Linked DNA regions of Homo sapiens: region 2 is linked to region 1. Evidence: read pairs that join two places in POLR2A ChIA-PET (ENCODE). Cell type or tissue: HCT116. All regions are shown on one strand. Links, peaks and the distances in the headings refer to the core of each region. The heading gives the core; the rest is flanking DNA.

Region 1 (8,492 bases), core at 336-8,335:
GAGGGGAAACTTCAGCAGAGAAAAGTCCTCTGGGCCAGATAGTCCACTTCTACCCCAACCCACCACCATCCCTGACCCTAAGCACAGTCTAGAAGCACTGTCTAAGTAGGATCTGTTATGGTATATATACAGAGCTATGCAATACTCATTGTATGCAAAGTCACTTCTACAGGTACTGTTCCACAAGGCACATAATAAAACTTTAGAAAACTGTGCTGTATGGGGAAACTCCATGCTGTCTCTGTTCAGACTAATAGGGCCAAGGAAGCAGTAGCCCCCTTTCCTTTTGGCCCCTGTGCACATCCTTGCAGAATCAGCTCATATTATTCACCAGTTATATTGACATAGGCTCAGACTTTTTAATTATTATTACGATTTTTTAACATAGGCTGCTTAGCCTAATGATGACTCAAGTAGGACCTGGACATCTGAGTGAAGATGTGAAGGAAACATTCGTCACCTGAACACCATATTTGGACATCTCATTTAAATTCCTGGCAAAATTCAGGTCAAACCAAGTAGTTAGAAGCACCACTAATGTAATAGAAAAGACTTAGAAAAATAGGTTAAAATGGGTTTTTGAGGACAAAAGTGTCAGATGAAAACACTTGAATTCTTTGTTTCATATTTTTAATAGATACTACATTTATATGACTCAAACATCAAAACTACTCAGTTCCCCAGGGCCCCAACAGGAAATAACCAGTGGTTGATAATTTCTTTTTTAATGCAGATATTTTTCTACATCTACAAGCCAATTCATATTATCTTCCCCCTCTTTTTGACACATACAGGAGCGTTTTACAGACACTGCTCTTCCCTTGCTTGTCTTCCTTAGCATGTGTTAGAGAGCTTTCTGTTTCAATATCTAGAGAACATGCTCATTCATTTTACATTTGTATGGTATCGCACACTAGGAACAACCATCATTTATCTAACTGTGATGTACATGTTGGTTGTTTCCAGTCTTTTACCATTACCAGTCATGCTGCTGTAGGGGCCAAGCTTCCCACTTCCTCCTCTGAAGGTTCACTGACAAAAGGCAGGTTAAAAGGAGAAAAGGCATACGACATTTATTGTAAAATGCGTGACACAGGAAAATCGGAGGAGAATCTGACAGCCCAGTAGCTCAATGGGATACAGATGTTTATATACCCTTCTCCATAGAGGAAAGAGATGGGAATATGTGGCAATTTGAGGATAGTAAACGATTGTTAGGGGGAAATTAATGGACTTGGAAAATACACAGTGGCCTGGGACAAAGTCTGTTGGGCCCACAGAGCAGACAATGGGTGGTAAATGATTCTCTTTGAAATACTGAATAGGACCAGAATAGAAGACAGTGGTTTGTGACAAAAGTCTGTCCAGGTGTATTGACAGACTTGAATCTTTCTTCCTCAATATGAGTTAAGTTAATGAAAACTAAGGGAAGGGGCAGAGGTAGTTATTTTCTTTGGTGGGTCTTGACTTTGGGCAAATAAGAGAGCTTCAAAGAACAGCTTCATCCTTTCCTTTGGGAGAGATGGAGGGTTGAGAAGCAGGAGCAGGGAGATCAGAAAGACCATGAGGTTGCTTCTTTAGCACATCAAAGTGCCACATTTTGGGATATTCGTTTCTGAGCTCAGAGTTTCCTGGACATTTCACATGTTAACAGATGAGCTAGTGACTGTGGAGAGGAAAATAGAGTTAGTAGCTGAATGGTAAAAGATCCCATTAAACCAGTCTCTCATTCCTGAGAATAGGCCAACCCAACTAAACAGTAGTTTCTCATTTTAAGAGATGGTATTGTAGATGGGCTCTCAAAATTAGACCTCTATCCATGACACAGGCAAACAGATCTTTAATAAGAGATATTTTTATGGAAACAGATGAAAAACAAACATTAATGTCTGAGGTGGTCTATAAACTAGTTTCTTTTAGAGTCATGGGGGCAGTCAGCTGAGAGGGCCAGTGGCAATGTGATAGATTTTCCTGGATTTTAGTTTGTGTGTAAGTTTGTTCAAATATAAGCTGTTGTGGTGATTTTTTTTTTTCAAAGCCAAGTTTACTAGCTTCAGCTTGTAGGGCCTTAGGAAAAAAGAAATTTTAATTTTTAGTGATTCCAAGTCAGAAGGGTAGGAGAAAAACTCAAAAACAATGAACAGGGCTAGAATCTAACAACAGATGCACCATTGTTTTCTTCTGAAATGTAACTTTTCTCTCTTTAGCCTTCCATTTCTACCAAAGATACTCATAATGAGACTAATTTGTTTGTAAAATAAGTTAGTTTTATTAACTTGGCCTGATTACTTGCATAAAGTACAATTAGAATAATGATTTATTATATAGGCACTTTTCAAGTTGGCTTTGCTGAAAATTTTTATAAGGAATCTCAGATTAGACTTTTAAAAGCCTCTCAAGGCTGTAAGCTAAATCAAAGATTTGACTTGCCCTCAGACTACGTCTGTAATAACTACACAAATTGAGTGAATTTCTCTCTTTTTGAGCCTGGCCGACATGGTGAAATGGTGTCTCTACTAAAAATACTAAAATTAGCTGGGCGTGGTGGTGCCCGCCTCTAATCCCAGCTACTCGGGAGGCTGAGGCACAAGAATCACTTGAACCCGGGAGGTGGAGGTTGCAGTGAGCCGAGATCGCATCTCTGCACTCCAGCCTGGATGGCAGAGCAAGACTCTGTCTCAAGAAAAAAAAAAAAAAAAAAAAAAAAGAGAGTTACATTCTTTACCTACCACGGGGCAGCCATAAGAAATGTGTATGTAAGGTACTAGGCCAGTTTTTCCCAGGGCTTCTATTGGCTTCATAATGTCAGCCTCCGTTCTGTAAAGCTGTCTGGTCATAGATGAAAATATGACATTCCAGTCAAGGCCTTGGTAAAATAACCAGTGTTTCCAATTGTGTTCTGTTACAAGAAGAACAGATTCTTACTGAGCTTATGCAAATAACTACATTACCATAAAATAAGAATATTCATGAATTTCAACATTTTGGAGGGATAAGGTAGAGAGAAAGGCAAATGTTTCAATTTTGTTCACAAAACTATACCCAATTGCTGTAAACTTTAAGAGGAATAAAAGGAAGCTCCTTAACTTTGGAAAACAAAACAAAAAGAATCAGTAATGTTCAAACCTAAAGCCATAAAATATCATAATCCTTAATCAGTTGATGCCCATGTAATTCTTATTCTGCTGGTTGAGTTCACAGTTTTATGAGTCCAGCTTTTTCCATTGGAATTATTAAAATTTTTATACAGTCCAACTGGATAATCTCAAAGTCATTAGCAGAGGTCTATATTTCAGGGTAGCTGTCAGAAGCTTTTTATTTTTTTCATGAACCTTCTTGAAGACAGAACACTTGCAAATGTCTTTCAGGAGAAGCATCAGAGTAAAACAATTTACTGTGGACAACAAGACTTAAAATGGCCATGGTTAAAAATCTTATGAGAGTTCACAATAATGATGCAATCGACAAGGTGTTCTGTGAAAGATCTGTATGTAAAAAGCAGTTCTCAAATGCCAAAGGAGCCAAGAAACCAAAAAATGAGGCAGATAAATCCAGTTTGTTGGTATATGATGATTTATTAGGGGAACTTACAGACAGAAACGTGGTCTTGGGTGGCTGCAAGACAGGTCGATATCTACACTGTTACTTCCCAGACCCAAGGCTTGTATACCATAGGGGAAAGGTATACATGCTCCAGCAAGACAATTCAAGGCAACCCTCCAGAACACCAAGAATGTTATATGTGTCATAGCCTATAATTTATGTGATAACATCAAGGTTGCTTTGATCTAAAATCGGGATTTGTAGTGAGCACATATTCTTACACTAAGGACAATAAATTAAGAAGAAATCAGGAGGCATTCACAGAAATAGGGTCATTCAGAAGTCAATGGTGGATTAACATCCAAGATGGAGTCATTTTGTCTCCACACAAAGAGATCTGGTTATTTTTGTGGCATACAAGATTTAACATTACGATTATGACTGGTAACATAAACCAAGACATATCAGATTTCTAGGACTCGCGTACTATTTTGGAACACATATTACACATTTATACAAATATAACTCAAGGAAAACTAAACACCATTTTGTATTTGCCAATGCTTCCCATGTGATTTTAACATACTGAGTATGCCTAATACGTCTCTCTGGACCTTCCAAAGGCCCTTCTGGAATGTTCAAAAGTAGTTCAAGGTTGAAAAGACTTAATTTAGAATTTGAAATTTGATTTTGAAGTCTTTTAAAAATGTTCAAAAGACTTGATCAAAAGTAGAATCACAGGTCATTGTGAAACAATCATTTGTTTAACCAAAGTGATAATTTAGAGATTTCAAAAAGCTAAAACCTTTACTCTTTGATAGACGGGAGACTCAGTTTTCCAAATAATCAAAAGACACAGTAAAAACAGCATGAAGCATATATAATCTGTTCCTTTCCCTCCCTTCTTTTTTTTTTTTTTTTGCAGTTTACTCAAAAAGTGAACAAAATCTTTTTTTGTCAATATTTGTAAATCTTGCTTGCAAGAGACAACCAAAATTTATTTTTGCATCAGTATCAATGCTAAAGCTAATTTTAATGAAATCTTATAAATAAACCTATCCTGTATAGTCAGCTTTGACCACATATGATACAATTTTTATAAACTTTTATAACCTCTTAAAGTTTTATTTTATTCTTTTTCAACTTTTTATATTTATTCAGTTTTATCTATACCATCTTTTTATTTCTTCATTTGGGAACAACTTTTAAATAACCTCTAAAGTAGACAAAATAATCTTTTTAAACAAAAACCACATCCTTATGCCTTTTTAATAATCTTCCTCACCAAAAACATTTCCTACCCTCCCTGTACGTGTTGTATACAGAATTATTTCCTTTATTTCTGGTAGTTTTGATTACATATTCTAATTATACTTTTAACTCTTAGTAACCTTAATTTTCAGTGAAAAACCTGAAAAGTAAGCAACTTAATTGCTGTGTACCAAAACATTTTATAAATATATATTTTATAATTTTTAGAAACAGCCTTTTCTGTAGAACAGTTTTTTAATGTGGAAGACGGCATATTTACTAGTAAGTTTATTCTTTCTTTGTGAAATAAAAAGCCAAAAGTATGTAAGCTTAAACTTATGTTTAATAATTAATGTTTTAGTATTTTAATTTATTTAGATATGACACAGACATTTCATGCTAATCTATTATTTAACATAACATGACTTTAAGATTTTAAATTACTGAAAAGATTTTTTTGAACTGACACATTTGTCTATAAATGTTTATCCCATTCATATTTACCTAATTTACTTGTTCTTAACAATTACATCTTAATTGCTTATGGGGAACAAAACTAGCCATTTAAGTTAACTTTTTTTCTTTGTTTTTTTTTTTTTGGTTTGTTTGTTTGTTTTGCAAAAGCAAAACCAGTCTATCCTTGTACTAGCCAGTGTCATATTAACTAAGGCCTCTGAGATACTGGACATAGACACCCTCCCCAGTGTGTCCCCTGAGTCATCCTGGGTCGCAGGTACTCATTGGGCACACAGGTGGCTATGAAGGGCAGGGCCTGTCTGTTCTGGATTCACATACTAGGTACAGAGCCCAGGACAAAGGAAACAGCTGTGAAGATGATGCCAGGAGGATCCAACCCTTCCCAACATGGCCAGGAGACAGAGTTGGGCCAGGAATGATGGGGCCATGTTAGGCTGGGCCCTGCCCTGTAGCTGATGGCCCAGGTGCTGCACACACACATATCCCCAGGCCTCACCATGGCCACCTTTCTACACCTCAAAATCCAGAGGCTCAAAACCAAAGGCATAAGCTCACAGCAAGATGTATACAGAACTTTGGGGAACCCCATTAGCCGGCCCTTAGAGCTTTAGCTCACAGACAAAACAAACAAGCATCAAAAATTATTACAAAAGCAATAGTTTTATTACACTAAAACATCAAGCAGAGACAGCATAAGTCTGTCTGACAGACCTAGGCAAAATGTCCTAATTAAATTCTGAAGCCATTTTTATGTTATTTTACCAACAATTTTAAAGCTAGCTTTATTTACCAAAGGCTTATTAATGTCAACCTGAACCTAAAAAAGCATTTGGGCTTATTTACTTGATTTATGAGTATTTACGTATTTCTAAATCGGTACCATCTAAACAACATACAAACACATGTATACACATATGCATACATGTAAACATAGCATGTAACACACATTATGTACACAGAAGCCAAAGAGATGAAGCAGATCAGTGCAAAAGAGCAGAGCTTTAGACCTGAGAGGAACCTGCCCACGAGTTTTGGAGTGTTATGAGGAAGACAGGGAATCCCAAAACAAAAAGAGGTCAGTGGTCCCTTTTTTTTTTTTTTTTTTTTTTTTTTTTAATTTCTGAAGGGGTTTAAGGATTGATAGAAGTCTCCTCTAGATCTCTTCATGTAGTATTGAAGGTGGCAAAAGGAAGTAGGGGCAAAAGTAGTTGGAAGAATGAGTTGTAGAGGAGATAGTTTAGCGTGGAGGGATGAAGTTTTCCAAAAGGCCTGTGAAGTTTTAGTTACCAGGGGTTTGAGAAAAGGGAATCTAGCTGACTAAAAAGTTCTTATGGGAGAACAATATCCAAAAGAGAACGGAGAAGCTTAAAAAAAGTGCAGTCTGAATGTCAGCTTTTAATGAAGCTGATTTCTAACCATTTCTAACCACAGACCTTTCTTTTTGAAACAATCCTTTACAATTTCTTATTATTAGATTTCAATGGGGACAAACAGCACATATTCTGGGTTTTTAATTTTTTAAAAAACTAAAAGCATCTATCAGGTGATTCTGAATGCAAATCAATAAGCCTTTTATGACTTAACCAAGAATGTATGATTCATCTCTAAAGAGGTGCAAAGAAACAGTCCTCCCAAGACCCGGAGCCACCCGCTAAGACAGTTAGAAGAAAAAAGAAACTTAAAGATGAGCTGCACAACAGTAGCTGTTCATGGGAGGGAAAAGGATCAATGACAAATGTGTGCTCCAAAAAGTCAAGAGTCAAACAAATATAAATTCAAAACAAGTAATTAAAACAAATCCTTATAAATGTTTCATTTTTTTTTTCTTCTTAGTTAAAGGATTTATATCTCCAAGGGACTGGTTCTCTGACTGGGAAACCAACCCCAGACAGAGCAGAGAAAGTTCAGAATCCTAGTCACTAAACTACAGGCCAGAGTGTCTTTTTTGCAAATTCCTCAAAGGCTCCAAAGCAGACAGTTTACATGTACAAAGGATTTTAACATTGTTTTAGATCTGATTTCTGCCTTTTAAAAATCTTGCCAAGGGAGTTTTTAGGCTATCTTTCTTTTGTTTCTTTTCATAGGTACCAATAAGATAGTTGTTTAAGACTATAGCTCTCTAAAGAGTAGTCTTTTAAATTTAGAGAATTTCTTTATCTCATAAGTGACTCAAGCCAAAAAGGCTTTTTTCATGGAAAGTCCCTGAGGTAACTTTCCGGGTTTAGAATACGACAGGCAAAATTGGCATCTTTTTTTAAATGGGTGCGAAAGATGCAGCCTTCATGATCCTCCCCAAAATTTACTCCCAGAAATAAGCTAAGATAGCAGATCTCTGTTGCCACAGGCGGTTAAGGATGGTGTAGCTGGTCTCCCTATGAGCACATGGACACGTGGCCACATGGGGGTGCCTCTAGTCACAGACCTGCCAACCTGTGACGCCTGTGACACAGGGCAGGCACTTCAGGGATTAGACTTTCCCAGCACTAACCAGGCAACAAAGATGGAAGCAACAGAAGCCCTTCATGGATAGAACTCCTTTTAGGACAGACTCCACTGACAGCTTGGCACATTTGGGGAGAAAAAGAGAGTGCTGCTTAAAATTTGACATGGCTCAGGATTCCCAGTGCTTTTAGACTAGCTACTGGACGTGACCTGAAAATCACACCCCCAGAGGCAGAGACCAAGGGAGAATGCTCCCTCTTGGTTACAAGTCAACTCTGAAGGGCATAAAGCAAGACGAAAGGAGACCCTCATCCGGTTTTCATTTCAGGGACCCACAGCACAGTTTGTCTTAAATAGATGCGGGTCTGATGAGAACCATAAAACTCACCAGTCTGTGGAGATCAGCTCAGACAATGGGCTTATAGGGGTTTTAGGCCTATGTTCTATCCTACTTCTACCCTGTGATACCCTTATTTATGACAAAACAAAACAGGAAGACAAAGACGAAGGAAAAAACAAAGACTATTTCTGGAAAGAGAAGGATTAGATAATATGAATATTCATAATAAAAATACACCAGAGCTGCTATACTCAATGCTAGTCAAACAAGTGCTTTTCTCCCATTAATCTTAAATTTGGAAAGGAAAATGAGACAGTTATTTTTACCACCTACTTAACCAGATTTCACAAAGAGTGACCAAGAGTGACTGATAAGAATTTCTCCCCTTTGGCTGGCATATCAGGTCTGGGGTTCCCTCGAATCTGGCTTCCAGAAGAGC
Region 2 (8,492 bases), core at 292-8,291, 540 kb after region 1:
GTGATATTATAAATAAATAAATATATATATTTATTTTTATATATATAGGTTTTCATCCACGGTTCCTGGCTCATAACTCCTGCAGCCCTTGGTGTAGTCTTTTGTTATAATGTTGGGGTGCTTTAGGCCTCAGGAGCAGGCCTCAGGAAACAGAATCTCTCTCTCTAACCTTCTTCTGTCCTCCTTTTACCTGCCCAAGGGAGGCCTCTAATATGATTGCCGGTTAAAAGACCCTCATTCCAGAAAGGGTCCCTCCCCATATTCTGAAAGAAAAAATGCTGCACAAGAAGCCAGGAAGAATCTGGACAGACAGGCCTTGCTGGGTTTCCCACTCATGAGATCATGTTCTTTTGTCCAATCACATTTCTACACAGGGTCAATAGTGCCTATGTAATGAAGCCTCCATAAAAACCCAAAAGGACAGCACTTAGAGAGCTTCCAGATAGCCGAACATATGGGTGCTCCTGGAAGGTAGAGTGCCCAGGAAGGACATGGAGACTCTCTACTCCTTCCCCCATACCTTGCCCTACACATCTCTTCATTGTATCCTTTGCAATATCCTTTATAATATACTGGGGTAAATGTAAGTAAGTGTTTCCCCAAGTTCTGCAAGCCACTCCAGCAAATTAATTGAACTCAAGGAGAAGCTGGTTGGTCAGAAGTTCTGGAAGAGTAGATTATTGACTGGTGTTTGAAGGTGGGGTGGGGTGCAGTTTTGGGGACTGAGTCCTCGATCTGTGGGATCTGATGCTACTTCCAGGTAGATAGTATCAAATTTGAATTAGAGGACACCCAGTTGGTGTCCACTGCTTGCTGGTGGGGAAAACCCCACAAACGTTTGGTCACAGATGTCTTCATGTTGATTGTTATGGTGTGAGAGCAGAGGAAAACATGGTTTTAATGTTTTTCCCAAATAACTGGTGTCAGAGAAGTGAGATTTGCTAAAAAGGCCCTGGCTCACTGAAACATGTGGTTTGGGAAGAAAAAGGATAAAAGGGTAGAAGATGAGAAACCTTTGTTCTGGTGTGGCCACATGGTCACCCAAGGTATGAAGCCATAGCTGCTATGCTCGGTTATTAAAGGTAAAAGTTATCAGTGGAATTTAGAGATGGTTCCAACTCCTGGGGAATTGGTTCACTGGCTGCATAAGGAAATGCAAACTAATAAGAAAAAAAATGAACTGGCTGTTATAAATAAATAGCCATAAAACTAGCTATTATAAATAAATAATCCCTTAATTATTGTTATTTATAATAGCTAAAATGAAATTTAAAGAGAGTACTGTGTTGGTCCTTGAAGCTGGATAAACCTCAGATCTTGGTCTGTTTGAGCTCAGGCTGCTGGCCTCAAAGCCACCCTCCAAGGACAGAATTGTGCAGGGGCAACAAAGTACCTCTGAGACATGTGGTTACCAAGAAGGTAGTCAATGTGGAAAAAGGGCAAAACGAAGTAACTGCACCCCACCCCACCTTCAGACACCAGCCAATAATTCATGCCTCCAGAACTTCTGACCAACCAGCTTCTCCTTGAGTTCAATTAATTTGCATAGTGTGAAGGAATAGTTCCATTTTGTAGATTGGTATCATTAGCTTCCTAAAGAACCTTTACTAAAATGGATTATGAGAGTAACTACATTAGGGGCAGTAGCTTTGGTTTAAATGCTACCGTGGAAAACATGTTTGGGTTGATGTAGGACACAGGGCTCACTACTAAGCAATCTCAGACATCTATACATGATTGAGACACACAGGACGTTATTCCCAAGGCAACAGCCAGCATAGTGGACTGGATAAAAGCCACTGTATGATCTTTTTACTCTGGAAAGGGGGATTGCCCAACTTTCCCTAGAAATGCCAAGCAGAACAACCCAGATGAAGCAGCTGATATGCTTCATATGCAAGCTACGTAAGACTAGCTTTATGATGATAAGGATATTCGCCCAATGAATGTGTCTGTTATCTACTTACGAGGTTACAGTAAATGCTGTAGTTAAGGGGGTCCCTTCTACATAGGTCCATGAAATGAGCAGATATGGGGGTACTACAGCAGTGCTGAGAAGCGCTAAATCTAGACATTCCTCTTACACCTTCTCTCAAGCACAAAATGCCAATAAGAACTGTTCTTTTTGTCAGCAAGAGAGTCTGAGACTTCCAATGGCTATGTGGCAGTTTCCTTAGTGGGAAGACCCTGAATGTAGAAGGTAAGTGAGACTGATGCTGGTAGCCCTGGGGGGCTACAAATGAATGGGTCTTGACAGGAATAGTCACCGACTCTGAAGTGAGCTTTCCTTACCCAGTGGAAGATGCAAATGCTCAGAGTGCCATTTAAAAAACAAACAAACAAACAAAAACCAAAAAACAGAAAATATCGCATGGATTTGGACAATCATCATCTTTTCAGAACGAGAAACACATTGTACAGCCTACCATGTCCAACAAAGAGGAAAAAAAAATCCTCCTCAGAGTAACAGTTTGATGAAGGAGTAGGATGGGCAATTAAAACACTGGTTGTCTAAAACACAGGAAGATAAAAGAATGAAGGGCTGGCTTGCATGCTTTCACGAGTGTGTGCTCACATTCAACATGAGTGGGACTAAAGGAGCATCCCCTTAGATTTTTCTTGTTTTTCTGGTTCATCTGGGAAAGAGGCGGTTGGGGAAGGTGCTGGTATGACTATCCAATTCTTCCCAAGGGAGGAGTACACTGGTATAACAACTATAATTTTTTTCTTCCCCAGATGACCTCAAAAAGAAAAAACTTTTTTTCTCTCCGCTACCAGATGCAGTGGTCCTAGGACAAGGGCTGCAACTGCAAGTGCTGGAAGCAGGGATGATTTCTAAGCAAGAAACTGTAACTACATTTTTAAACCTTAAGTCAAAATTCCTAAGGGCATAATGGGGGTGGGTTGTACCTTCACTCTATCTAGCAAAATTGGGGCTAAGAGTGAATGCAACTACTACTTTTCCTGGCCATAAAAACAGCTCACTAGTTCTGCACCCATGTAATTTACCCTATCTAAAGGGGAGTGGACTGAGGAGGAGGTACTTGCTAGACTAGAGTTGTTGTCTGCAATCTAAACCAGCACAGTGGCAATTCTTAATGTGCCTTCCAAAGGAGGAAAAGTTTGGGAACTACTGGAGAGGAGGAATAGCAGCTGAGGGTAAAGACAGGAATAAATGGGTTATTCATTGAGGGAAATCCAACATTACATTAACACATTTAAAGAAGCTCAGAGCAAGAGATGACACTGTCTTTAACTCAGTTATAAGAGATGCTCAAAAGGTAAAAGTTGTATGTTTGCGGAGACTGCTCCTGCTTCTGGAATCTGACAAGACTGAAAGGAAGCCTGCAAACTTGAGTGGTCTCTCCCTGGGAGACATATTCATACAACATGATAATGAACTGGACTAATTACTAATGACTGAATGGGATTCTAGTAATGTAGCAGTATGTTTGAGTTGTATATTCTTTTGATGATGTAAAGGATCCATGTTTGAAAGCCAGGGCGTGGCCTATGACATGATTTTATCGTGTGTGTGTGTGTGTGTGTAGGTTTTCGTCCATGGTTCCTGACTTATTAACTACCACAGCCCTTTGGCCTATGACGTGATTTTATCGTGTGTGTGTGTGTGTGTGTGTGTGTGTGTGTGTGTGTAGGTTTTCGTCCATGGTTCCTGACTTATTAACTACCACAGCCCTTGGTGTAGTCTTTTGTTATAATGTTGGGGTGCTTTAGGTCTCAGGAGCAGGTCACAGGAGTGCTTTAGGTCTCAGGAGCAGGTCACAGGAGCAAGCCTCAGGAAACAGAATCTTTCTCTCTAACCTCCTGTCTTCCTTTTACCTGCCCAAGGCAGGTCTCTAATCTGATTGTGAATCAAAAGATCCTCATTCCAGAAAGGGTCCTGCCCCATACTCTGAAGGAAAGAATGCTGCACAGAGAGGCCAAGAAGAATCTAGACAAACAGGCCTTACTGGGTTTCTCACTCAGTCTATTAGTATGAGATCATACTCTTTTTGTCCAATCACATTTCTACACAGTTGTCAGTAATGCCTATGTAATGAAGCCTCCATAAAAACCCCAAAAAAGAGCATTCAGAGAGATTCTGAATAGCTGAACATGTGGGAGTTCCTGGAGGGTGGTACACCCAGGGAGGACATGGAGGCTCTGTGCTCCTTCCCCCACACCTCGTCCTACGCAGCTCCTCATTGTTTCGTTTTCCCTGAGTTCTGCAAGCTGCTCGGGCAAATTAATTGAACTCAAGGAGAACCTGGTTGGTCAGAAGTTCTGGAGGCATGGATTACAGGCGGGGGTCTGAAGGTGGGGTGAGGTGCAGTTTTGGGGACTGAGCCCTCGATCTGTGGGATCTGATACTACCTCCAGGTAGACAGTGTCAAATCTGAATAGAGGATACCCAGCTGGTGTCCACTGCTTATTAGTGGGGAAAAAACCCCACACATTTGGTCACAGAAGTCTTCTGTGTTGATTACTGTGGTGTTAGAGTAAAGGAAAAACACAGTTTGAGAGTTTTTCTGTAACAGTAGTTATAGAAATGGGATACAAGTCCTGGACTTCTGACTCTAACACCTAAATATTACAGGGAAGCAATATAATACTTCAAAGCACAAGCTTATTAGTCAGAAATACTTGACAGGTTTGACTCTCAGGTCCTCCATTTCCTACCTATATAATCTTTTTTCTTGGATTGTTTCTTAAACTTTCTTTTGTTACTATAAAATTCCCCAAACAAAAAGAAATGCTAATCATTCCATTATCAACCACAACGGTTCTCAACACGGAATATCAAAATCACCTATAAAGCCTTCCCAAATAAACATATACCAGAGGTAGGGTATACAAACAGTGAATTACAAACCTTACAATTTTATGAGAGACAATAATTATGTTGGGGCATATAGAGTAATGCAAGAAACTTTTACAAAACTCTGGACAGAAAATTAAGGTACTTTTTACTTGTGTTAACAGCATTTTAATTTCTTTAGATTAATGGAAGTTGACTAGTGATAGAGTAGGTCAGAGTGACACTAAACTGTTAGCAGTCTTCTTTCTGTTAGCTTTTTATTCTACCACCTTACACAATCATCTTACCTCTAATAGTAAATCCTCAATACTTTCTATCTTGTCTAATGAATATTAAACTAGAAATCAGGTAAATAAATTCAATTTCTAAATTTTTTACTAAACAGTCATAAAAACCTCACAACCACCTCATCTCAGTTTCTCCAAATCTAGATTTGCCATCTCTTAGGATAATCAACTGTATTTTATACATTGTTGAGAATACTCTGAAGAATGCTACATAAAGCATTATTTCTGAAGCATATATTTAACTCAGTTATATTGAACAGTGTTATCAAGGAATAGTAAATAACTGGCAGATGTTGCCACTTACACTGCACGATCATGGCAGACATTACTAATTTACCATAACATTCTTTTTTCTGTTTTGTTTTTTTGGAGACAAAGTCTTGCTCTGTCGCCCAGGCTGGACTATAGTGCATTGGCGCCATCTCGGCTCACTGCAACCTCTGCCTCCTGGGTTCAAGCGGTTCTCATGCCTCAGCCTCCTAAGTAGCTGGGATTACAGGCCTGCACTACTATGCCCAGCTAATTTTCATATTTTCAGCACAGACAAGATTTCACCATGTTGGCCAGGCTGGTCTCGAACTCCTGGCCTCAAGTGCTCCTCCCGCCTTGGCATCCCAAAGTGTTGAGATTACAGACATAAGCCACCACGTTTGGCCTATCACGATATTCTTTTCTGCTAAACATGAAAACTACAAACACATCTCATACATGAAGCTCAATTTACAAAGAAAGAAACATGTAACCAAAAAAAAAAGTCAACAAGTTTGACATCAAGGTGTATTGAATAAATCTAGAAGAACTTAAGAAAAAAATGAATTCAAGTAATGAAGCCCATCCTAATTACCTAGAAACACACAGATATAAAAAAAAATTGTGGCCACACGCGGTGGCTCACGCCTGTAATCCCAGCACTTTGGGAGGCCAAGGCAGGTGGATCATGAGGTCAGGCGATCGAGACCATCCTGGCTAACACGGTGAAACCCCGTCTGTACTAAAAATACAAAAAATTAGCCAGGCATGGTGGCGGGCACCTGTAGTCCCAGCTACTTTGGAGGCTAAGGCAGGAGAATGGCGTGAACCCAGGAGGTGGAGGTTGCAATGAGCCGAGATGGGGCCAATGCACTCCAGCCTGGGTGACAGATCAAGACTCCGTCTCAAAAATAAATAAAAAAATAAATTGTACAAAAAAAATTTGGCTCTTTATTTGGTAATGTAAGAAAAAAGTTTAAACTTAAAAGGAGATAAAAAGCCAAAACAGCCAATAACAAAATTGAAAAGAATCACACTCACTTGCTTTCTTCATCCAAAAGATGAAGCAGTCCTGTTGGTTTTTTGCTAATAAGATTTATGCAGCAGGTATTATCAATGTAATCTATGTTGTGCCAGCTGATACCTTCAGTTCTATATTCCTCCTAGAAAAACCAAAAAATAAAATAACAATTTATTCATCTTGCAGAAAATAGGTATATAATATAGATTGAAAAGCTTTTACCCTGCTTAAAATTCTAAGATTTTAAAAATCACCAATCCACACAATGAAAGAATGTATAATTTCAGTTGTACAAATCTTAATACAACGTATTTGTTTTCTCTTAAAAAGACATGCCACAAATTTTTTTTGTTAGAATGCCAGTTCTAAGTTCATTCTAATCAAAATGTAGGGCTAGATTTGTTTTAGTCTCACTACCTGATGACTCCACTAAGTAAAAACGTACAATGAAGAAAAAAGGCTAATATCTCCCACATGACTTTAAGCCATCAAAAAGCACTATATTTCCTGGATTATCAACAATGAATTTAATGAAACAATTTCTGGGAAAAGTGGGACCCCATCACCCTCCAGTAATTATATGGAATTCATACACACTAAACTTTGGCAAAATATAATCTTTAGGACTTTTTTTTTTTTTAAAGAAAAGGTTTTGAATTCTAAGGTTAAAAAACTCGAGGTTCAGGTCTTGAGTAACTACTTAAAATCATCTTACAAAGCGCTCCATTTTTTCTTATTCTTTCCTGTATGGAGATATATTCTTCTATTCATCCTTGTGATACTTTCACTTTTTAGATGGTTTTTTTAAGGAAAAAATGCACCTGAGAATGTAAAGGAGATATGTTTCTGCACTGCAGTGGTATTTAGGCATCAGGTAAAATATCCCATGTACCTAATTGTTTTAGCATTCACTTACAGTACTTGCAGCACAAGTCAACTGCCAATCTGCAAATAGTGATTTTGAAATTCTTTTTTGTTGTTCTTTTTGATTTTGAAATTCCATCATTCTTTCTGTATTCATTATTATCCAGTAAAGAAGAATGAACACTAACATAAACTATAGTTACTCTAACTAGGAAAGGTAAATACTTAATTCTTTTCTTTTAATTAACAATTTCACACATAAGAAATAGTCATATAAAGGTCACTCCCCAATGGCAGTAAGAAAGGTATTTCCCCCCAATTTTTTGCAGCATGAAAAATATACACACTAGATAGTATGAGCTTAATGATTTTTATAGGCATTACTAGAAGTCCAAAAGTCCTCCTCATTATCTCTTCCCAAGGACTATCCAAACCCTCCTACCCAAAGTCAGCTTCTAATACAATCAATAAGATTCCCCTATTTATAAATAGTATCTAAATGGAATCACATAACACATACTCATTTTGTCTCTTTTCTTTTTTCATTCAGCTAATGTTTCAGAGACACAACCATTTTGTTGGATGTACCTGAAGTTCATTCATTTTAATTGCATTGTGAAACAACACAATCACTCAGCTACATATTGTCTATGGCTACTTTGTCAATGTAACAGCTGAGTTGAGACATATGGCCCAAAAAGCCTTAAAAGATCTGGCCCTTATAGAAAAAGTGTGCCAAACTCTGCTACAAAGCATTAGTTCTAAAACTTTAACATACAACGGAATCACAAGAACGGCTTGTTAAAAAACAAGAGTATTGGGACTCCATCCCCAGAATTTCTGCTTAAGTAGGTATAGAGTACTTAGAATTTTCATTTCTAAAAAGGTTCCAGGTGATGCTGATGCTATTATTGAGGAGAGAGAAGGAATAAACTTTGAGAATCACTGCTGTAGAGTATTCCATTGTATCTGTATACAATAACTTGTTCACCCATTCTACTTTTTTCTTTTTTTTTAAGAGACAGGATCTCTCTTTGTTGCCCAGGCTGGTCTCGAACTCCTGGCCTCAAGCAATCTCAAGCAATCCTCCCACAACACTGGGATTATAGGCACAAGTCAAGCCCCACTCTACTACTGATAGACACTGCTCTTAATTCTAATATTTGGTCATTAAAAATAACGTCTTATGACCATTTCCACACAAAACTTTTGGTGTGCATTTATACTTATCTTTGAGTGAAAACACAGGATT

The links. ChIA-PET counts read pairs that join two places held together with the same protein. Peaks named below come from ENCODE experiments on the same cell type or tissue, not always from the same donor. Only the 100,000 strongest peaks of a DNase experiment are listed, where the experiment ranks them.
Region 2: POLR2A ChIA-PET joins it to region 1 with 5 read pairs; 1 of 35 experiments calls an interaction of 5 or more read pairs at or near these places.

Annotation. Positions count from the first base shown.
Region 1 is chr15:71,428,077-71,436,568 of GRCh38, forward strand. All of the region lies in intron 7 of THSD4 (thrombospondin type 1 domain containing 4), which reads left to right. Among named protein-coding and RNA genes, the nearest start is that of THSD4-AS1, 240 kb to the left of the region's middle. In HCT116, for the core only: no CTCF peak of the experiment used is centred there; no DNase peak of the experiment used is centred there; H3K27ac peaks cover 4,080 bases.
Region 2 is chr15:71,971,775-71,980,266 of GRCh38, forward strand. MYO9A (myosin IXA) reads right to left here. Exons shown (of 42, transcript NM_006901.4): 12 at 6,397-6,518. It also overlaps a transcript of MYO9A-AS1 not described here. Among named protein-coding and RNA genes, the nearest start is that of MYO9A-AS1, 17 kb to the right of the region's middle. In HCT116, for the core only: no CTCF peak of the experiment used is centred there; a DNase peak (open chromatin) is centred at 3,927.